Regions from separate parts of the Homo sapiens genome. Here region 1 is linked to region 2. The links are chromatin loops, found by intact Hi-C in ENCODE. Cell type or tissue: PC-9. All regions are shown on one strand. Each heading gives the region's core, and the rest is flanking DNA. Links, peaks and the distances in the headings are about the cores only.

Region 1 (12,211 bases), core at 4,719-7,218, 1.5 Mb after region 2:
GGTGCTAAATACGACGGTGAGGCTGTCAAGCGGTCCCTGGTGGAGTCCTACACTCACCCAAACAGCAACGAGACAGAGTGGAGGGAGAACATCGATACCGTCATGAACTGGTTCACCAAGGAAGACTTTGACTTTGTGACTCTGTGCTACAGAGAGCCAGATAACGTGGGACATCGATTCGGGCCAGAGGCAGAGAACAGGAAGTTGATGATTCAGCAAATCGACAGGACCATCGGGTATCTGGTAGGAGCCACAGAGAAGCACAGCCTGCAGAGCACCTCAGTGTCATCATCACATGAGGCCATGGGATGACAACCATGAAGAAGAGACCCAATGTCAACAAGATCCCCTTGTCCTACTACGTCAAGTTCAGGGACCTGGTCAAGTTTGATATTGTGGGCTACGGTGGCTTTGGGATGCCCCTACCCAAACTGGGGCAAGAGGAAGCCCTTTACCAGGCACTGAAGAATGCGCACCGTCACCTCCACGTCTATAAGGAGGAGTTTCCAGAACACTTCCGTCTCGCTAAACATGACCAAGTTCTGCCAATCGTGATGTATGCCAACTCTGGTTACAGTATCAATGGGGTAAGTTCATTCTAAAATGAATAAAGTCACCTTGGATCTAGGAGACAACCATTAGGGAAGGGTGGTTCTGCAAAAATCAAACATAAGTGCACAACCGGGCACGGTGGCTCACGCCTATAATCCCAGCACTTTGGGAGGCTGAGGCAGGTATATCACCTGAGGTCAGGAGTTTGAGACCAGCCTGGCCAACATGGTGAAACCCCATCTCTATTAAAAATACAAAACTTAGCTGGGCGTGGTGGCGTGCATCTGTAGTTCCAGCTACTCTGGAGGCTGAGGCAGGAGAATCGCTTGAACCTGGGAGGCAGAGGTGGCAGTGAGCCAAGATCATGCTACTGCACTCCAGTCTGGGCAACAGAGTGAGACCCTGTCTCAAAAAATATAATATAATAAAACAAAACAAAACAAAATAAAATAAAATAAGTGCACACACTACGAGTTGTAGCCCACAGGGTCCTAAATGTTCCCCACCCCCCGCCCAACCAATGCTGCCCCAAATTACCATTATACAAGATTAATAACCAATTCAACTTGACAAGGCTGATTTAAAAATAAAAATAAGGCTGGCCATGGTGGTTCACACCTGTAATCTCAGTGCTTTGGGAGGCCAAGACAGGAGGATTGCTTAAGGCCAGGAGTTCAAGACCAGCCCGGGCAACACAGGGAGACCCCCATCTCTACAAAAAACAAACAAATAAATAAATAGCCAGACATGGCGATGCATGCCTGTAGTCCCAGCTACTCAGGAGGCTGAGGTGGCAGGATTTCTTGAGCCCAGGAGGTCAAGGCTGCAGTAAGCTGTGATTGCACCACTGCACTCCAGCTTGAGCAACAGAGCAAGGCCCCGTCTCTAAAAAATAAATAAACAATAAAAAATAAACACCAACTTCATTATTCAAAATTGTGCATAGCGCTTCACTAAACATTGAATAGCAGTTCTTTCATTTTGCCTGCCCAACAACCCTATAAAATAGATGCTCTTAGTTCCACCATTCTAAAGAAGAAATTGAAACCTAGAGAGAAGTGACTTGAGATTAAAAATGTAAGGTTGGGCTGGGTGCAGCGGCTCCCACCTGTAATCCCAGCACTTTAGAAGGCTAAGGTAGGTAGATTGCTTGAGCCCAGGAGTTTGAGACCAGCCTAGGCAACACAGTGAAACACCATCTCTACAAAAAATGCAAAAAAAATGTAGCTGGGCGTAGTGGCACGTGCCTGTGGTCCCAGCAACTCAGGAGGCTGAAGTGAGAGAATTGCTTGAGCCCGGGGTGTTGAGGCTGCAGTGAGCCATGATCACGCCACTGTGAGATAGGAGGCAGGACTTGACTTCACAGGCAGGGCTTGGACACCAGACCAAACTGAGGACTAGGTAAAACAGGGCTGGGGCAGAAGCAGCTTTCCATCAGACATGCCCACCAGTGTGCCATGTGAGTTTACTATTGCCATGGCGACACCCGGGAGTTACTGCCCCTTTCCATGGCAATGACCCAATGACTCAAAAGTTACTACCAATTTTCTAGAAATTCCTGCATAAACTGCCCTTTAATCTGCATGCAGTTAAAAGTGGGTATAAACGTGATTGCAAACTCTCTTCCGCTACTCTCTGACTCCAGGGTAGCCCTGCCCTACAGGAGCAGTCACAGGGCTGTAACGCTGCCCCTTCAATAAAGCTGTTTTCTTCTATACCTCCAGCTTGCCCTTGAATTCTTTCCTGGGCAAAGGCAAGAACCCTCATGTGCTATTGAGAGGTGACAGCGTGCTGGCAGCCCTGGAGCTCACTATTGGCACCTCCTCTGCCTGGGCTCCCAATGTGGCAGCACTTGAGGAGCCCTTCAGCCCGCTGCTGTACTGTGGAAGTCCCTTCCTGGGCTGGCTAAGGCTGGAGCCGGCTCCCTCAGCTTGTGGGGAGGTGTAGAGGGAGAGGCGCTGGCGGGAACCGGGGCTGGGCAGGGCGCTTGCGGGCCAGCGCGAGTGCCGGCTGGGCGTGGGCTCCGTGGGCCCCACATTCGGAGCGGCCAGCCGACCCCGCCGGCCCTGGGCAGTGAGGGGCTTAGCACCAGGGCCAGCAGTTGCTGTGCTCGATTTCTCGCCAGGCCTTAGCTGCCTCTCCGCAGGGCAGGGCTGGGGACTTGCAGACCACCATGCCTGAGCCTCCCCCTCACCCACCGTGGGCTCCTGCGCGGCCTGAGCCTCCCCAGTGAGCACCGCCCCCTACTCCACAGCACCCAGTCCCATAGACCACCCAAGGGCTGAGGAGTGCCAGCGCTGGGCGCAGGACTGGCAGGTAGCTCCACCTGTGGCCCCAGGGCGGGATCCACTTGGTGAAGCCAGCTGGGCTCCTGAGTCTGGTGGGGACTTGGAGAACCTTTATGTCTGGCTAAGGGATTGTAAATACACCAATCGGCACTCTGTATCTAGCTCAAGGTTTGTAAACACACCAATCAGCACCCTGTGTCTAGCTCAGGGTTTGTGAATGCACCAATGGACACTCTGTATCTAGCTAATCTAGCAGGGACTTGGAGAACTTTTGTGTCTAGCTCAGGGATTGTAAGCGCACCAATCAGCACCCTGTCAAAACGGACTAATCAGCTCTCTGTAAAACAGACCAATCGGCTCTCTGTAAAATGGACCAATCAGCAGGATGTGGGTGGGGCCAGATAAAAGAATAAAAGCAAGCTGCCCCAGCCAGCAGTGGCAACCCACTGGGGTCCCTTTCCACACTGGAAGCTTTGTTCTTTTGCTCTTCGCAATAAATCTTGCTGCTGCTGACTCTGGGTCCACACTGCCCTTATGAACTGTAACACTCACTGCGAAGGTCTGCAGCTTCACTCCTGAAGCCAGTGAGACTACGAACCCACCAGAAGGAACAAACAACTCCAGACATGCAGCCTTAAGAGCTGTAACACTCAACTTGAAGGTCTGCAGCTTCACTCCTGAAGCCAGCGAGACCAGGAACCCACCAGAAGGAAGAAACTCTGAACACATCCGAGCATCAGAAGGAAAGAACTCCGGACACGCCGCCTTGAAGAGCTGTGACACTCACCGCGAGGGTCCACGGCTTCATTCTTGAAGTCAGTGAGACCAAGAACCCACCAGTTCCGGACACACTAGGCTCCACTTGGGGGCTCCCCTGCCCTGCATCAGCTGAACTCTGGCCTGGGTGGCAGAGAGAGATACCCTATCATTAAAAAAAAGAAAGAAATGTGAGGTTAAGTGCTGCCCCCAAGCCTGCGTGGGTGATCATTATACAGAGTACACAAAGATCACAGAAAAATTCACCACAAAGGCCTCCTGCCACTGGTTCTCATTTGCCCATATCAAAAAATATGCAAGCCTGTTCCTACAAAGACACACACAGATGCTTGTAGCAAAATTATTCATAATTGTCAAAAGGTGGCAACAACACAAATGTCTATCAACAACAGGTGAATGGGCAAACAAGTACAGTCTACCCGTGTGATGGAACATTAATCAGCCAAAATATGGAATGAAGGGCTGATTCATGCTACAACCTGGATACACTTTGAAACCATTAGGCTAAGTGAAAGAAGCCAGACAAATATTAGATGACTCTATTTATATATATATATATATACACACACACACACACATATATATACACACATATATATACACATATATACACATATATATATACACATATATAATATATGCCCAGAATATGAAAATCCAAAGAAACAAAGATTGATGGTTGCCAGGAGCCAGGGGTGGGGATAGTCAGGGGAAATAAGGGGTGACTGCTAATGGATACAGGGTCTCTTCTGGGGTAATTAAAATTTCTAAAACTGATGGTGGTGATGGCTGCACAACTCTGTGAATATATTAAAAACCACTGAATTATACACTTTATTTATTTATTTAGAGACAGGGTCTGGCTCTGTTGCCAGGCTGGAGTGCAGTGGTGCAATCTCAACTCACTGCACCCTCCACCTCCCGGGCTCAAACCATCCTCCCACTTCAGCCTCCTGAGTAGCTGGGACTACAGGCACACCCACCATGCCCAGCTAATTTTTTTGTATTTTTCGCTGAGACAGGGTTTTGCCATGTTGCTCGGGCTCATCTCAAACTCTTGGGTTCAAGCGATCCTCCCACCTCAGCCTCCCAAAGTGCCGGGATTACAAATGTGAACCACCATGCCCGGCCAAATTGTACACTTTAAATGGGTAAATTGTATGATATGTGAATTATATTTCAGTAAGGCTGTTATTAAAAAGCAGCTTTAAGGGCCAGGCATAAAGGCCATGCCTGTAATCCCAGCACTTTCAGAGGCCAAGGCAGGAGGATCACTCGAGCCCAGGAGTTCAAGACCAGCCTAGACAATATGGCAAAACCTGGTCTCTACAAAAAATTTAAAAATTAGGCTTGGCGTGGTGGCTCACGCCTGTAATCCCAGCACTTTGGGAGGCCGAGGTAGGTGGATCACTTGAGGTCAGGAGTTCAAGACCAGCCTGGCCAACATGGTGAAACCCTGTCGCTACTAAAAATATTTTTTAAAAATTAGCCAGGCATGGTGGTGGGTGCCGAGGCTGAGGCAGGAGAATCGCTCGAACCCGAGAGGTGGAGGTTGCAGTGAGCCGAGATTATGCCACTGCACTCCAACCTGTTGGGCGACAGAGCGAAACTCCATTTCAAAAAAAAAAAAAAATTAAAAATTAGCCAGCGGTGGTGGCTCGTGTTTGTAGTCCCAGCTACTCAGGAGGCTAAAGTAGGAGGATTGCTTGAGCCCAGGAGGTTGAGGCTGGAGTGAGCGAAGATTGCAGCACTGCACTCTGGCCTCAGCAACAGAACAGGACCCTGCTTCACAATTTTAAAAACAATTAAAAAACAAGCCTAAAGAAAACACAAAAACCAATGCTAACTGTGAGACATAAATGAGGTGGTCTATATTTTGTTAACTACCAACTAACAATTGATGGCAGAAACAAAGCTTAAATGATGCTATAGCTGGGCACCGTGGCTCACGCCAGTAATCCCAACACTTTGAGAAAGCTGAGGCGGGTGGATCATCTGAGGTCAGGAGTTTGAGACCAGCCCGGTCAACATGGTGAAATCCCGTCTCTACTAAAAATACAAAAATTAGCCAGACGTGGTAGCGGGTGCCTATAATCCCAGCTACTCGGGAAGCTGAGGCACGAGAATCGCTTGAACCCCGGGGGAGCGGAGGTTGCAGTGACCCAAGATCGCACCATTGCACTCCAGCCTGGGCGACACAGCGAAACTCCATCTCAAAAAATAAATAAATAATGAAATAAATGATGCTATAAACCTCATGTGAGGGAAGACTGTCCCAGGTAGAGCTTGAAAAACCCTTGCTGTGAACAGGAGCCAAATGCGATAATTGTGTTTGCAACTTGCTTCATGTTAGCTTGTTGCAACTCCAGAGTGTAACAGGTATGAGAAAACTCATGGGGTTACTGTTTAATGTTGGTGGAAATATTCACATTAAAATACAACAGTTTATCACCTAAGGCATATTTTATCCCTCAAGTGGCCCGGAACCCTGTGATTACTGCACGCCAATCCCACGCCCATAGCTAAGGCCTTGCCAAGGAGAAATTCCACAGTCACCTGGCCTGTTTGTAAACCTGGTTTATGATGTTTTGTAACAGGATATCCTGACAGTAGCATGAGGACATTTAACGAGACAAGAACATTCCCCACTGACCAACCAGATAGTTTGAGGGAACAGGATGCTGTGCTCAGTTTAATCTTCTGCTGAACCGACCATTAGGCAGAAAATCCTTTTGGTCAATGCCTCTCACTGAATCCACTTCTCAGATTCCTGTCCACCTGCCTGCTTTGTAGTGCAGAGTAAAGTGGGCCTTCCTTGACTCTCTTCAGGGACCAATGAGCTTGAGGCCATCATGAAGACATTCTTTTTTTTTTTTTTTTTTTTTTGAGAGAGTCTCGCTCTGTCACCCAGGCTGGGATGCAGTGGTGTGATCTCAGCTCCCCACTGCAACCTCTGCCTGCCAGGTTCAAGTGATTCTCCTGCCTCAGCCTCCTGAGTAGCTGGGATTACAGGCACGCATCACCAGGCCCAGCTAATTTTTCTATTTTTTGTAGAGACAGGGTTTCACCATGTTGGCCATGCTGGTGTCGAACTCCTGACTTCAAGTGATCCACCTGCCTCGGCCTCCCAAAGCGCTGGTATTACAGGTGTGAGCCAACGTGCCTGGCCGTGGGCTTTCATTCTTGATGGACTGCTCCATAGCCGCAGAGACAGTCGGACTGGTTTCTTAACCAGAGCGGAGCAGACAGGCAATTTCTTTATCCACCAGGACAAATATTAGACCAACTCTTCAATGTACAGAGAGCATCACATTTCTTATATGCTAGAATATCTGTTGGTCTAAAATATAAATAAATAGTATTGTAGCCAGCCACAGTGGCTCACACCTATAATTCCAGAGCTTTGTGGGGCTGAGGCAGGAGGTTCACCTGAGGTCAAGAGTTTGAGACCAGCCTGGGCAACATAGCAAAACCGCCCCCACCCCCCACCGCCACCTGCCATCTCTACAAAAATTAAAATAATTAGCTGGGCATAGTAGTGTGGGCCTGCAGTCCCAACTACTTGGGAAGCTGATGTGGGTGGATCGCTTGAGCCCAGGAATTTGAGGCTGCAGTGGGCTATGACTGCATCACTGTACTCCAGCTAGACCTTGTCTCAAAAAAAAAAAAAAGTGTTGCAATTGACATTACTTCATCATTTGAAAAGAGGGACAGACAAGAAAGGTATTTGGCATTTACCAAGCAATTACCCAGAATCCTCATCCCACCCTACACCCACCCTTCCCCTAAAAATGTATGTATATGTTTTTGTACCATAAAAAATACATCTATTTGGCTCTGGAACCAGATTGCTTGGGTTCAATTACCTGATCTAGCATTTGCTCCTGTTGACTCAATGCAAACAAGCTCTGTAACTCATTTTCCCCAGCTGTAAAATGGGGAACGGCAGCCTGGGATAAGCTGCGTCTGACTGTCAGTTACTAATAAGCAGGATATCCCACAAACAGATTTTCAGCGAATTGGCTTTCAGCAAATTGATCATTTGGCAAAGTGGTCATTAGGCAAATGGGTCATTTGGTGAAGAGGTCATTTAGTAAATCGGCTTTCAACGACTTGCCCTATGAGATTTCTCTAGAGTGAGCATTTTCTTGGGTTAAATGTACATTTCATTTCCATAATGAATACTCACTAGCGGCTAGATGGGAAACTTCCCAGGAAACCAGGAGCAGCCAGAAGAGCCTCTTAATAATCAGGCAATTAAAAACCCTCTGGTTTCTTAACAGGAGGGAGGTACAGACGGCATCTGCTCTGCAAGGCGCAGTGATCGGGCTCAGCATTGTCACAGGAGCTCTTGCGGTTCTGTTTGTTGCTAGTGTGACATACACAGCCATTCATCGGAAAAAGGACTGAGTGGTCTTTGGGTCTCCCATAGTTGATCATCATATGTCGTGATAACCCATGACAACTCCTTGCCACATGCCACGGGAGGTCCAGCACTCCAAGAACCCAGCAGCCAGGGCCGGCTTCATAGGCTTGCAACCTGGACAGTCCCACAGGGACACAGAAGAGTCCCCACTGTGGTTTAATAATCTGCCATCACCATCTTCAAATTCTTTATTTTTTAACAAGGGTGGCCAGGGATAGTGGCTCATGCCTGTAATCCTAGCACTTTGGGAGGCCAAGGCAGGCAGATGGCTTGAGCCCAAGAAGTTTGAGACCAGCCTGGGCAACACAGCAAGACCCCATCTCTACAGAAAATACAAAAATTAGCCAAGCGTGTAGTCCCAGCTACTTGGAGGCTGAGATGGGAGAATTACCTGAGCCCAGGGAGGTCGAGGCTGCAGGAGGTGAGATTGTACCACTGTACTCCAGCCTGGATGACACAGCGGATTCTTGTCTAAAAAAAATAACCACAAGGCCGTGCACGGTGGCTCATGCCTGTAACCCCAGCACTTTGGGAGGCTGAGGCAGGCGGATCACTTGAGGTCAGGATTTTGAGACCAGCCGGCCAACATGGTGAAACCCCATCTCTACTAAAATAGAAAAATTAGCTAGACAAGGTGGCGCATGCCTGTAATCCCAGCTACTCAGGAGGCTGAGGCAGGAGAATAGCTTGAACCTGGGAGGAGGAGGTTGCAGAGAGCCAAGGTCGCGCCATTGTACTCCGGCTTGGGGCACAAGAGTGAAACTCCATCTCCAAAAAAAAAAAAAACCACAACACAACAAGGGCCCCGCATGTGACTGAAAACAACAGAAATGTATTGTCTCGCAGGCCTGGATGCCAGAAGCCCAAAATCAAGGTGTCGGCCGGGCTTCGCTTCCTCTGAAATATGTAAGAGAGAATACTTCCTTGCCTCTTCTGGCTTCTGGTGGCCGCTGGTAATGCTTGGTGTTCCTTGTAGATGCATCGCTCCCATCTCTCCTCCCTCATCACATGGCTGCCTTCTCCCTGTGTCTCTGTCTTCACCTGACATTCTCCTCTTTTATTTTTTTGAGATGGAGTTTCCCTCTGTCACCCAGGCTGAAGTGCACTGGCACAATCTTGGCTCACTGTAACCTCCGCCTCCTAGGTTCCGGTGATTCTCCCGCCTCAGCCTCCTGAGTAGCTGGGATTACGGGCGCCCGCCACCACGCAGTGCTAATTTTGTGTTTTTAGTAGAGATGGAGTTTCACCATGTTGGCCAGGCTGGTCTCGAACTCCTGACCTCAAGTGATCCACCCACCTCACCCTCCCAAAGTGTGCTGAGATTACAGGCATGAGCCACCATGCCCGGCCCTCATTCTCTTCTTTTATCAGGACGCCGGTCATTGCATCTGCCTCCTCACCAGCAGCCCCCAATCCAGTACGATTCATCATTACTTGATTACATCTAGAAAGACCCTATTTCCAAATAAGGTCACATTCCTGGGTACGGAGGATTAAGATTTCCAATTTTTTCCCTGACTCAATTTTTTTTGAGTCAGGGCCTCACCCTGTCACCCAGGCTGGAGTACAGTTATGTGATTATAGCTCACTACAGCCTCAAACTCCTGGGCTCAAGGGATCCCTTGACCTCAGCCTTCCAAGTGGCTGAGACTACAGGCGCACACCATCATGCCCAACTAATTTTTTTGGTTTTTTGTGGTTTTTTTGTACAGGTTAGGTCTCACTCTGCTCACTCTGTTGACCAGGCTGGTCTCCTGACCTCAAGTGATCCTCTTGCCTTGGCCTCCCAAAGCACTGAGATTACAGGCGTTATCCCGTGCCTGGCCCTCTTTCTACACCTCAGTCATTGCATCATTAGCCTGAGCTGCGCATATTCCTTATTCTACCCATCCCTGACCAACCTCCTCCTTTAACATAACTTCCACCTCGATATCATGGGGCCTGCTGGGCACTGCAAACAGCCTAAGGAAAGTGGAAACTTTACTTAACCTTCAATTCTATTGCAAAGTCCACATTGAACGTAATTTATATTTGAACTATAAAATTTTCTGTAAGTTGAAACATGACCTATAAAGGTCTCTACACCCTGAAGCAACGTTTTAGAAAGAAATCAATTGGTCCTTTTCTGCAGAAACCATTAACCATAGGAGAGATAAAGGAAAAACTTCAATGGACTGATTGAACTTCCATGCCCATAGCTTAACTTCTAAAAGGCAACCATTCCATACTGTTAAACTGCCTTAGGTTGTTATTACTGTTATTAAAGAGACCCTCAAAGCCGGAAGTTGAATCTCGACTGTAGTTCTTGCACGTACACGCAAACTCTTGCAACTGAAACCAGCTTGTCCTGATGCTGCTCCCCGTAGCAACACCGCCTGGAATTTCACGTTTGTTTTTAAGCATCAGTCCTAATCTTCACTTGCACCCGAACACACCGCACCTGTGACAGCCACGTGACATTAAAAAAATCCCTTCAGTGAGGCCGGGCATGGTGGCTCACGCCTGTAATCCCAGCCCTTTGGGAGGCCAAGGCAGATGGATCATGAGGTCAAGAGATTGAGACCATCCTGACCAACATGGTGAAACCCCGTCTCTACTAAAAATACAAAAATTAGCCGGGCATGGGGACGCGTGCCTGTAGTCCCAGCTACTCCGGAGGCTAAGGCAGGAGAATCGCTTGAGCCCGGGAGGCAGAATTTGCAGAAGCCGAGATCGTGCCGCTGCACTCCAGCCTGGCGACAGAGGGAGACTCTAGACTCTCTGAAACAAAAAAAATCCCTTCAGTGCCTTGATCCTTCCAGATTCAGATCCAAGAGAGATGACATTTGTCCCTCATCTGAACCCGCACACCAAGATAAAGATTTCTTCTGGCCAGGCGCGGTGGTTCACGCCTGTAATCCCAGCACTTTGGGAGACAGAGGCGGGCGGATCACCTGCGGTCAGGAATTTGAGACCAGCCTGGCCAACGTGTTAAAACCCTGTCTCCACTAAAAATACAAAAATGGCCCGGCATGGTGGCTCACGCCTGTAATCCCAGCTACTCGGGAGGCTGAAGCAGGAGAATCGGTTGAACCCGGGAGGTAGAGGTTGCAGTGAGCCGAGATTGCGCCATTGCACTCCAGCCTGGGCAACAAGAGAACGAAACTCCGTCTCAAAAAAAAAAAAAAGAAAAAAAGATTTCTTCTGTGCTCATGGCTCAGCTCTGTGGTCTGCTAGGGTCCTTCCTCAATCTGCTTGCAATCTATGGAATCAGGAAAGACTGAACCAACCTAGATTTATTAATATTTTAGTATAACATAATACAGTGTTACTTATTACAGCATTGACCGTATATGCCCTTTTGCTCCTTGGAGGAAAGGCAATTAATAGCTATTATGTGAGTTAATAAAATAAGCCCAGGATTTATGAGTGTAACTAACTTGTTACCATTGGTTTTCCTTGTCTCCTGCAGGCAGAGAGCTGATCAAAACAGCAAAAGCAAAGCAGTGCCCCTGGCCCAGTTCTGAAGCCAACCTTCCTTAAGCACCCAGACCCATCCCTGGTTAGGACTTGCTGTGGATTATCAGGTGACTCTATCTCAGGATACAGGGACTGAGAGGGTGTATGCAATATCTCAGACCCAGAAACTGTTGATTCTGTCTAAAAACACAGCAATAACCACATCCCACCCTCTTGATTTAAATGAAAGTGTTTGGGGGAATAAAAGATGAACCTTTTTTTTTTTCTTTGTCAGATCTTGAGCTCATTTGGTTCTGGTGGGGAACAACAGCTATGCGAGAACAAGTGTATTCTATTAGAATTAATTCCCCTCTTATTCTCATAGCTGAGCAGGGCTCAAGAGCCTCTCATCTGAAAGAGGTAATAAGATTTAATCTGTCTCCTCATCTACCTTCTGCAAGTATACTTTACAAATTAGCTCTCGGGACTCTTCCAAATGGAGTTTTATGAGGGATTTGCTAAGGTAAACGTTTTAGACTTTGAACACAGTTCAGATTTCAGGGGCAGTACTGAAATCTGAACTGTGTTGCTAACTGCCCTGCCTTTCAACTCAAGACACAATAACTTTGAACTAAATTAATTATATTTTTGTTGTTTTCCACTCTGTCCCCACGTCTATATCACCACCACCCCCAATCCCACCCCGCAGGAGCTAACTCCTCCTTCCTGT
Region 2 (12,211 bases), core at 3,646-6,145:
AGCCAGTTAAAATGCATCATGCCTATAATCCCAGCACTTTGGGAGGCCGAGTCCAGAGGATCGTTTGAGTCCAGGAGTTGAAGACCAGCCTGGAAACCTTAGGGAGACAGTGTCTCTACAAAAAAAATAATAATAAAGAAGAAAAAAATTAGCTAGGTGGGGTGGTATGCACCTGTGGTCCCAGCTTCTTGGGAAGCTGAAATGGAAGGATCACTTGAAGCCGGGTGCAGTGGCTCATGCCTGTAATCCCAGCACTTTGGGAGGCCAAGGCAGGTGGATCACTTGAGGCCAGGAGTTTGAGACCTGTCTGGGCAAGAAAATGAAACCCCTGTCTCTACTAAAAATACAAAAATTAGCTGGGCATGGTGGCACACACGTGTAATTCCAGCTACTAGAGAGGCTGACGCACGAGAATCACTTAAACCCTGTAGACTGATGTTGCAGTAAGCCGAGATTGCACCACTACACTCCAGACTGGGCAACAAAGAACAAGACTCTGTTTCAAAACAAAGAGAAGGGGATCACTTATCCCTAGGCAGTCAAGGCTACAGTGAGCTAAGATTGTACCACTGCATTCCAACCTAGTGACAGAGCAAGATCCCATCTTTAAAAAAAAATGCAACACATCACACCTCATCCCAGATACATCGAATCAGAATCAACATTTTTAACACGTAGTATGATGGACTGAATGTATGTGTCCCCCCTAAAATTCATATGTCATAGCTCTAACCCTCAGTGTGGCTGTATTTGGAGATGGGAACTCTAAGGAAGTGATTAAGGTTAAATGAGGTCCTAAGAATGACTGCCCTTGGCTGGGTGTGGTGGCTCACGCCTATAATCCCATCACTTTGGGAGTCTAAGGCAGGTATATCACTTGAGGGCAGGGGCTCAAGACCAACGTGGCCAACAAGGTGAAACCCCATTGGATTTCAATATAATAGAAAAATTAGCCAGGCATGGTGGTGGGCATCTATAATCCCAGCTACTTGGAGGCTGAGGCAGGAGAATCATTTCAACCCAGGAGGCGGAAGTTGCAGCGAGCCCTGAGATCACGTCACTGCACTAGAGCCTGGGCAACAGACCAAGATTCCATCTCAAAAATAAAATAAAATAAAGAAAGAATTAGTATCCTTTTAAGAAGAGACACCAGAGAGCTCACTCATTTTCTCTCTCTCTCTCTCTCTGGTAGCGTAAGCCCAGGAATGTCCAAATGAGGACCCAGTGAGAATGACTGACTACAAGCCAGGAAGAGGGTGCTCATCAGAACCTGACACTGCTGGCACCTTGATCTTGAATATCCAGACACAAGAACTATGACAAAGTAAATGTTCTGTTCAGAAGCTATCCAGTCTATGGCAGTTTGTTAGGGTAGCCCAGGCTGACTAAGACAAGGTTCCCAGACGACCTGTAAGGCCCAGTCCTAGGACGTGGGATCATGTGTACACGCGGTATCTTCCTTTTCTCACCCTGTCTCCTAAATTAATGGCTGAAGTCTCTGCTTGACTTCGGACACTGAGTCAGGAAAAACACCCCTCACTCTTACTAAAAACTCTCCTTGAATTTGTCTGCTAAGCAACCTAAACAGAAACGGGAGATTAACTCAATATGGGAGTGATGAAAATCACAGATTACTTTTAAACCTAGAAAATACCACTGAGAAACGAGGTGAGGAAAAGCAGCTCTCTGTCTGCTTTTGCCCGTTCTGACCAGGTGAAATAAGCATTTCCTTTCTCTCCTTGAGTGAAAATATGTTAAGTTTGCCAGGAAGAGTCCATATCCGATTATGATTTACCCACACAGAAGTGGCAGGTGTTAATCAACGAACTAACGAAATCAATAAACCAAAGGCAGATTTTTGCTCTTAATCTGCCACCGAGGACCCACGCAAGCGACAGAAAAGAGCGATCTGGCAGAATCAGAGCTCTCGCCATTTCCCTAAGATTATTCAATTTATTCTTGTCAGGATTAATTTACTAAACCCATGCTGGATTTTTTATTTAGATGATATTGTTAGTTTGTCATCTGCTGCAGATCTATGCGGGAGGCGCCCCAGGGGACTGCATTTGCTTCTGAACAATGCTGGACTCAAATTGGAAAAATGTCACTTTGGCGAGAACAAATTATTGTTCGGATCACGCTGCCTAGAGCCGGTGTCTCTGGGTGGGTTCCGACCTGACCTTTTCTGAACCAGACTCGTCAAGTAAGTACTTCAGCCCCACTCGACCACTTCGCTTGGAAAACAGCTCAACTACTTAAAAGTGTTAAGTATGAATTTTGAGCTGTGGACTCATCACCAAGCAATCAATTTCCCGACAGAAGGCAGCCCTTCTACTTTTTGTAGCCGGGAAACCCTGAACAGCGGAGGCTCACTTGCTGGCGACAGATGGGATTCCACACAGATAGCAGAATCACACTGCTAGGGTTTATCCTACCGGACTCAACCACACCAGTTTTGGAACTCTGCACAAGGAGGCCGAGTTTGCTTAGCCTCACTTTCCCTATTTGTAAGAGAAGCATATTAACAATCATGGTTGCCTCGTTTGTGGCTAGGCATATCCAATACACGCCAGGGTCTTAGCATATGGCAAGTTATCAGTAAATGTCAGCTGTCCTTGATGACATCTTCCAACAGGCTTTGTGAAACCTGGTTCTGATTGAAGCATTGAGAACTTAAAAACATGTCTATTTTTAAAGTTTTCTCTTCCAAGGCCTCTAGGTTCTTTGAGATTTTAGACATCAAAGCACTCATGTGTCCGTTCTTTTCAGAAGCAGTTCTCTCTCCCGAGAGAGACTTCTTTTCTTCTACACTTGGTGTGTTGGTTGTTTTTGATAATTTTTGTAGGTCAGGGTTATTCATGCCCACAATGCAAGGATGCCAGCATCCCGGATCCCTTACCAGCAGCATTCCCAGCTCTGAAGTATCTGGCACTTAAAGATTCCCGAGAAAATGTGGAGAGAAACACCGGACAACGAAGCTCCCGAGACCTCAGAGGATTTAGAAGTGAGTAGCCAGCACGGGGTTCAACAGCAGCCCCCCAAAAGATATGCTCAAGCCGACTAGTCCCTAGTGCCTGTGAATGTGACCTTGTTTGCAAATGGAGTCTGTGCAGACATAATTAAGGGTCTTGAAATGAGAAAATTCTGTATTATCTGGGTGGGTTCTAAATCCAGTAACAAGTATCCTTTTAAGAGACAGAAGAGAAAGCCATGTGAAGACAGGTGGGGATTAGAGAGATGCTGCTACAAGTCATGTGACACTAAGCTACCAGACACTGGAAGAGGCAAAGATGAATCTTCCCCAGAACCTTTGCTGGGAGAGCCGTCCTGCTCACACTTTCAACTTGGACGTAGAGCCTCCAGAGCTGTCAGAGAATATATTTCAGTTGTTTTAAGCACCTAGATTGTGATGATTTGCTACGGAAGTCATAGAAAATAAATACAGAGGATCAAGGAGCTCTTTGTGCTGATCTCTCTTGCAGGATGCTTGGCTACTTAATACTGAAAAAAGATAACTGTGGTCCAGAGGCCACCTCCGCTTAGTCTAAGCTCTAGGGGACAAGAAAAATTCCTTAAAAGGAATCCCAGGGCAATCACAGGCTGCTGTGCTCCAGGGCCCAGGTGTTTCCACAATACAGCCCCTGAAAACCTCTAAATTGATTATTGCAGTCATTCACTCTGGAAGAGCAATGGAAAGAAAAGACCAGGATGCTTAGACTTGTCATGAGAAGCTAAGTAAGGATCACATATCCTGGGCACAGCATTGTTCTCCTGGACTCAAATACAAAGTCCCAGAGAGCTTTTCATAGGAAATACAGGACAGCTTAAGCCACCTCTCAGGAGTGTGAGGAGACACAGTCAAAGGTTCATCTGACAAGCCCAAATCGGCTTATGATCAACTGAGAAATTGATTACTGCTGAGGAAGAAGGTTTTGCTCTTCCTTCTTAAACAGCAAATAAATGTTATAGCAGAACGGTTTATAATATTAACACAAGATACATTTTTGACATCACACTCCAAAAAGCATTCAAGGTGCATTTTAAATCTTGACTCAACATTACAGATGGTCTCCTTTGCAAAGGCAAGCTTTCTGATAGTTTGGATGCATGCTTACATTGCCTATTGTTGTGAAAATAACAACGGCTTCTAATTTAAGACAAGTCACTGAATATGAGTTTAGATGCTAAGACTAAGAGCATACTGGTGATTTTATGCAACCTACACTATTATTATTGAGATGGAGTCTCGCTCTGTTGCCCAGGTTGGAGTGCAGTAGGGTGATCTTGGCTCACTGCAAACTCTGCCTCCCGGGTTCAAACGATTCTCCTGCCTCAGCCTACCTAGTAGCTGGGATTACAGGTGCATGCTACCACGTCTGGCTATTTTTTTTATTTTTAGTACAGATGGGGTTTCCCCATGTTGGCCAGGCTGGTCTCAAACTCCTGACCTCAGGTGATCCACCTACCTTGGCCTCCGAAAGTGCTGGGATTACAGGCATGACCCAGCGTGCTCAGCCTTATATGATTTTTTAACCTTCACAAAGACTCAGATTTTGAGAATAAGTTCAAGCCTTAGGGACCCTTTTGCCCAGTGTTTCCATTTTACAGGTGAAAAAACTGAGTTTTAGAGTGTAGGGAATTGGCTTCCTACCACTCCGATGATTAAAAGCATAAGGGAGATTGAAATCCATCTGGTCTACGAGCTATGTATTTTATACTCTCCCTTACACAATATACTGTGCTTGAATTTGAATATTTAAACCAATGTTCTAAAGTTAATTGCTTTATTAAAGATAACGAGGGTGTTCTGGCTTTCAAAACTTGAGTAACTCTGATGTTGGTAAAAATTTCAAATCATGCTTGCCTTTCAGCAGAATTCTTCAGAGTCTGTGTTCACTTAATCCTCCAACCGCAAAAACAAAACAAAACAAAACAAAACTAACAAACAAACAAAAACCAAGATTCAAATCAGTTTACTTGAATACATGAAGAATAGTATAAAATGTTTGCAGTGATAGATTTTATTCACTTCCTTTTCCATTCACAAATTAGCTCAGCACCTGCAATATCACAAATGGCCAGCAGATGGGAGCAAATAACTTTGCAAAAAATACCGAAAGCACCAAGTCCTATGCAAGAGTATCCAATTCATCAGGTCCGTAAACTTTTTAAATTTCTCAATCTTTCTGTGCCTTCAAAATTTAAGTCTCAAATGACTGCATGTTTTAATTACTAAGCCCTAATTACTTACTAGGAATGTGATCATTTGAGGAGACATTTCATTAATATGTGTTTAAGAAGGTTCAGCGTGGCAGAGATGCTTCAGGGCAAAGAATATTCCGAAAAGTCTATGGTTTCAACCTAAATATGAAGATGACTCACGATGTAAGAGCTATTTCACCTGAAATCATACAAACAGCAAACAACGCATGTAAACTAAGTAAAATCTCAACACAAATCACTTCAACCAAGGGAGTAAAGTTTACCTTAGTTGGGTAGGTTGCAGGGCAGAGCTGCTGACTTTATAAACATTTGGAGGAATCTTCAGGGGGCCTAAGGGGATATTTTCTCTGACAGTAAATATCTTCTTAGGCAGGAAAAAGCTGTAAAGCCAGAACAACTACAAAACGATCCCCAACCAAACTATTATGCAAATAAAGACAGCAGGCTTTTCATCTTGACTTCTTTCTTTGAGTCCCCTACCTTTCTTTGGCATCCCTACCTCCTGTGAGTTATTTTGTTTTCTTCACCTTACTTTTTTTTTGGAGTGTGGTTATGAGAGGACAAGAGGCTTCCATATCTCAAAATCTAGCCATGCAGACAAGCAGAGCTGGCGTGGGGTAAAAGGCCGGGTAACTCGAGGGTTGCTGGCTCAGCACAATTAAACATAGTACCGAGAACGGCATCCCTGTTTCAGGTAGGAGTCTCCTGTCACCAGGTGAGCTCAAACCAAAGGTCTGTTTGCAAATAAGAGCTATGCATTGGCATCACAGCGGGAGTTTAATGAGAGCGCTTTTAATTAACTGTAAAAGTAATTACCCACATTAGATGTAAATCGCACTTGTTTTCACATGAGGTGAATAATTTTCGCTCAGCTTTTAAGAAGAATACTTCTCGAGATGTCAGCTGCAAACTCTCAGCAAGTTTGTGTGCTGAAAAATACAGCACCGAAGAGAAAGTACGAGCCTGGGAAGCCTGGGTTTGTCGCCTGCCTTCTGTCAGTCACCTGGCTTGGCGTCTCTTTTCATTTCTCTCAGACCCCAGCACCTAAAACATACCCTCTCCGTAGCTGCACCCTCAGACAGCATGCAAACTGTTTCAAGTATTTTCTTGTTCTAATTTGGTGGTCAGCCTCCTGGATAATCCCTGGTGCTTTCATTGACGGGTTCCTGTGAATAATTAACGCAGTCAAAAGAATGGAAAAAAGAGAAGAGGCTGGAAGAAGCCCTAACTGGGTCAGTGGTGTGTGTGTTCCCCAGGTGAGCTAAAGTGGGTAATCTCCAAAGAAGGAAACACGTTAGCGAGGAGGGAGCAAGTCCCAGAGCAACAAGGCCAGGCCTGAAAGGCTCAGGGCAGAACCTATTTTTTTTTTTTTTTTTTTTTTTTTTTTTTTTTTTTTTTTTTTTGAGACGGAGTCCTGCTCTGTCACCCAGGCTGAATTGCGGTGGTGCCATCTCAGCTCACTGCAACCTCCGCCTCCCAGGTTCAAGTGATTCTCCCGTCTCAGCCTCTTGAGTAGCTGGGATTACAGGCACCCACCATCACACCCAGCTAACTTTTGTATTTCTAGTAGAGACGGGGTTTCACTTTGTTGCCTGGTCTTGTCTTAAACTCCTGGGCTCAAGCGATCTGCCCGCCTCGGCCTCCCAAAGTGCTGGGATTACAGGTGTGGGCCACCGTGCCCGGCGTCAGGGCAAAAATTCTAATGAGGATGAGTGTCTGCATCACCAGCACCAAAACAAAACAGCAATGCTCCCTTGGATTTATAAATAGCACCAGAAAATGACAGATGTCAGCGTTGGGAGGGAGTGAAGGTGAACGCCTTGGTTGAACCGTGTTACAATGCTGTCCTCTAGGTCCTTGAAATTCCTCTGACGTCAACAGGAATGTGAGGGCTGGGGAAGCCCTGAACCTCTGATTTGAACCTCGGTGAAGCGTAAACAGCCAAGATGCAGTTTGCAAATACAAGATTACGGGGTAATTATTTACACTTTGATAGGCACCTTCATTAAAGGTTTTGAGGATGCAATTATCAAATTGAGGTTTAGTGCACTCCATTTAAGCAACTGAAGTGAAGATCGGGAAAGTGGGATGCAGAACGGTGAGTTTACGCCCATCAAGTCAGATAGCAACTTACTTGCCAATTAGGTTCCTTCTAAAAAGAAAGCAGGCCTTCCATTTGAGTAGCATGGCTGCCACAGTCATTATTTTCATCTGCGAAGCCTACCTGGGGTTTCTGGTGCTGTTCTGATGTTCATGTTGCTTGTTTTGGGTCTTGGCCTTAATCCTAAGATGGGGCTAGAACATGACAGGGACTAGTCAGAGAGGCCCAGAGAACGTATTCTGGTTCAAGGCCAACTGAAGGAAAAACCAGAACTGGAACTTGTATCCTTCAGAAGGAGTTTTTTTATTCCTTTCTAGAGGGTCACAAGTATTTGCCCAGTGTTTCCTATATGTGATATACCCCAATGTACCTACTTCCCACACTGGCTCTATAAAGTAGTATTTATTTATTTATTTATTTATTTATTTGGCAATGGAGTCTTACTCTGTCGCTGAGGCTGGAGTGCAGTGGCATGATCACAGCTCACTGCAATCTCCGCTTCCCGGGTTCACGCTATTCTCCTGCCTCAGCCTCCCAAGTACCTGGGATTACAGGTGCCTGCTCTATGCCTGGCTAATTTCTGCATTTTTAGCAGACATGGGGTTTGACCATGTTGGCCAGGCTGGTCTCACACTCCTGGCCTCCAGTGATCCGCCCACCTCGGCCTCCCCAAGTTCTGGGATTACAGATGTGAGCCACTATGCCCGGCCTCTATGAAGGATTTAAATTAACAAAAAATTAAAAATATAGCCTAGTTCTTAATAGTATATCAACTTCTTGAGGAAATGTGGCAAAAGGCGTATCTGAAACACTAAGATAATAAAATAATTCACCATAATATTTGAGAGAAAATTCAATAAGCTGCATTTGAATTTCACCTGTAGATGTGGATCAAAATACATTAAGAAAGAAACCAGTGTACCCTGTTTAAAATCCTGACTCTACCACTTAATATTTATATGGCTTTTCGCAGCAACTTATCTGTTCTTTAGTTTCTGTATTTCAGAAAATGGGGTTAAAAGCTCTGGTATCATCATATGGGTGTTAGTGTTAGTACTGAGATAAGCTATACAGAGTGCTGACACATAGTTAGGGGTCAAAATACCTGTCATAACTGTAATCTTGTTTTTTTGGTTTTGTTTTTTGTTTTTTGTTTTTGAGACACAGTCTCACTCTGTTGCTCAGGCTGGAGTGCAGTGGCGTGATCTCAGCTCACTGCAAGCTCTGCCTCCCAGGTTCACACCATTCTCCTGCCTCAGCCTCCCGAGTAGCTGGGACTACAGGCGCCCAACACCTTGACCAACTAATTTGGTTTTGTATTTTTAGTAGAGACAGGGTTTCATCATGTTAGCCAGGATGGTCTCAATCTCCTGACGTCGTGATCCGCCCGCCTCGGCCTCCCAAAGTGCTGGGATTACAGGCGTGAGCCACCGTGCCCGGCCCACAATTGTAATCTTTAAATTATGTGTATTTATTATTATTGTGTATTTGTATAATTTTATCATAGTTATTGTTCTTCCTTCTCAATATAAGATGTTTCTAAAAACTGTCTTAATTCCTCCGGGTCATTACTATTTCAGTCAATTAAACAGACCCCTACTGGCCACAAAAGATGCAATTTCTAACAGGACACGTTCTCCTGGGAAGGGAAGCTGATAGATAGTCTATCTCAACACCTACTAAACCGCTCTTGTAAAGATCCTAGCACTACAAGGACTCAACGAAACTATTTAATTGAATATTTCACTTCCTCTTAGGAATCAGATAGACAGAAAGACATCAGATTCCAGAAAGACATCCAATGGGCAGTCCAAGATTTATGCCAATTAAAGAAGGCGCAGCACAGCTGAAGGTCAACAGAGCTAGCGCACATGATTTGAAAAAAATTTATCATTCTTATGCATCCTATTGAGTATCCAGAAATGAGCTGCCAGTTTGCAAGAAATGGCTGCTGCTCTGAGTGAAACGATGGCTAAGCTTTGTAGGTGGCTGGGTGGGGCCACAGGTCTCCTTGGAAACTGATACTTTCAGGATTCACTTGAACTCGAGCCATCTTGTCAACCACAGTTTCTTGGGAAGCAATATTTTCTGTCCCTGTGACCTTGGCATTTTGCTTCCTGGTAGAAAATGAATACTGGTTCTTTCCACAAGATTAGAGAACCAACTCTTTATTTCAGGAATGCAACCTTTATTGTCTACAGCCTTAAGTAACTGACAAGACCAAAATGGTGGCCATCACCCAAACACCTGCACCAACCAAACCAGCATGGAGTTACAATAGCGAAGAGAAGTCTCTTTTGTTTTTCCTCTCAATTTTTTGTACTCCGGAATGAGTGCTCGTAATAAGACAACATTAAATGTGTAATATTTGGCATTAAAGGGCTAAACATTATATAAATTAGTGTAAAAAATTTGTTCAATCTATGTGTACACACCTTCATTCATCAAAGAACATACCGATAGCCATTTTCTTGGTTTTGCTTCCACTGCAATATTTCTAAGTTTGACAACATGGTAGTAAAAGTTAATATGCCAGAAGCATATTTTATTATAATAAATGTGTAAGTCTCAATGCGTGGCCCTTGAGTTTCCAATCTCTAAGGATGAATTTTAAAACTCACCTGAGAAATAACTACTTAAATTTTCTCAGAAAATTGAAATAAGGAAGAAAAAATGAACATGTATGTTCTTTTGCCATGCGATTTACCAGTAACTTATTCTTTAAAACACTAATTTTAATTCTTACATGAGCATAGGAAAAATGTACCTTAAAACAGTTTAGGATAATTACATTTGTCTGGTTTTTCCACCCTCTTTCCCAAATGCCAAGTTTCCTTTCAGAACCTGTCATTTCATTTTTATATGCAAGAAGACAATTAAAAATAATCCCATTAAAGTCTTGATTACTTTCTCTTTTACAATGGCAGGCCTACAACATTCATATGACACAGATATTTTGTTGGGAGAGAGTGGCAGAAGTTTAGTCTACCCCTAAAGGTGTCTTAGATACTTCAGTCAAACATGTCATCCTGGGAATGAGATAAAAAACTAAATGTTGGGTGTTGAAAATTATGAAGGCTAATATACTGAAGCACAGAGACTTTGTCATTTTAACCATTTTTGGGTAAAATCCCTGTAAAATGTAATTCACTGTCTCCACTTTTCTAAATATGGATGATGAGTTTCAGAATTGTAATCCAGTGCAGAAAGGACCTCCAAGATTTGGAGACCATGGAATATCCTGCCCTCCTGCTAAATAACGCCAACTTGTTGTGTTCTTGAAGAGATGTAGATGTATTACAATATTCTTCTAGACCCTGTACTCATGGTCAGCTGTACTTTCTGCTGCCACTTCATCATCTGGCTCCCAATTCACCACCAGTTATCTGGGGAGTACTTTAGAGTTTCAACCTTTTCAAGTTAAATGCACATTCTAATATATATATAGACTATTATATATATACTATATAGAATATTATATATACTATGCAGATTGTATATACTATACAGAATATTATATATACTATATAGAATATTATATATAATATATAGGATATTATATATAATATATAATACATATTATATACATTTACATATATTTATATAATATATTTATATATTATATAATATATATATTTAATATATAATATATATTTGTATATTATATATTATATATATTTAATATATAATATATATTTGTATATTATATAATATATATAATATATAATATATATTTGTATATTATATATTATATATAATATATAATATATATTTGTATATTATATAATATATATAATATATAATATATATTGTATATTATATAATATATATAATATATAATATATATTGTATATTATATAATATATATAATATATAATATATATTGTATATTATATATTTAATATATAATATAAATTTATATATTATATAATATATATATTTAATATGTATTATATATATTAAACATATTTATACATATAAATATGTTTATACATAATTTATCCATATAAATGTTTATACACATATTTATACATATTTTATACATAATGATACATATACATAAATATACATAATATACATATTTTATGTATATTTTATGTATATTTATACATAATTTATACATATATGTTTATACATATATTTAAACATATAAATATATTAAACATATAATATATATTATATATTATATATATTATATATTATATATAACATATATTATATATTATATATTATATATAACATATATTATATATTATATATATTATATATTATATATATAAACTATATTATATATAATTGGCTTATTTTATGACTTCCAGATTGGTGAGATTCACACAATCAAATAGAATATAAATGTTTATGTGATGTAGCTCGGTTGAGGCATTTCGCAATGTTTACACATTTCAAAAGATCATGCACACAAAAAATACAATTTTTATTTCTCCAAAATAACTTAAACCAAATAAAAGAGAAATCTTCTGATATGTGCTACAGTAATTAGAGGTTTAATAATTTTTTAATATTGTTATTAAAGGTTGAGCACTCCCAATCTAAAAATCCAAAATCCAGCCGGGTGCGGTGGCTCACGCCTGTAATCCCAGCACTTTGGGAGGCCGAGCCGGGCTGATCACGAAGTCAGGAGATCGAGACCATCCTGGCTAACACCATGAAACCCCATCTCTACTGAAAATACAAAAAATTAGCCGTGTGTGGTGGCAGGCGCCTCTAGTCCCAGCTACTCGGGAGGCTGAGGCAGGAGAATGGCATGAACCCGGGAGGCAGAGCTTGCAGTGAGCCGAGATCGTGCCTCTGCACTCCAGCCTGGGCGACAGAGCGAGACTCCATCTCAAAAAAGAAAAAATCCCAAATCCAAGTGCCCCCAAATCC

What was found. Peaks named below come from ENCODE experiments on the same cell type or tissue, not always from the same donor. Only the 100,000 strongest peaks of a DNase experiment are listed, where the experiment ranks them.
Region 1: it touches region 2 in a loop (15-fold over the local background); 2 of 110 quality-filtered maps call a loop at or near these places.

The regions. Positions count from the first base shown.
Region 1 is chr16:5,099,184-5,111,394 of GRCh38, reverse strand. It overlaps the pseudogene ENPP7P14. Among named protein-coding and RNA genes, the nearest start is that of EEF2KMT, 7.5 kb to the right of the region's middle. In PC-9, for the core only: no CTCF peak of the experiment used is centred there; a DNase peak (open chromatin) is centred at 6,164; H3K27me3 peaks cover 533 bases.
Region 2 is chr16:6,636,150-6,648,360 of GRCh38, reverse strand. The region is part of intron 2 of RBFOX1 (RNA binding fox-1 homolog 1); the gene reads right to left. Among named protein-coding and RNA genes, the nearest start is that of RBFOX1, 620 kb to the right of the region's middle. In PC-9, for the core only: CTCF peaks have their summits at 4,877 and 5,082 (motif pointing right); no DNase peak of the experiment used is centred there; H3K27me3 peaks cover 973 bases.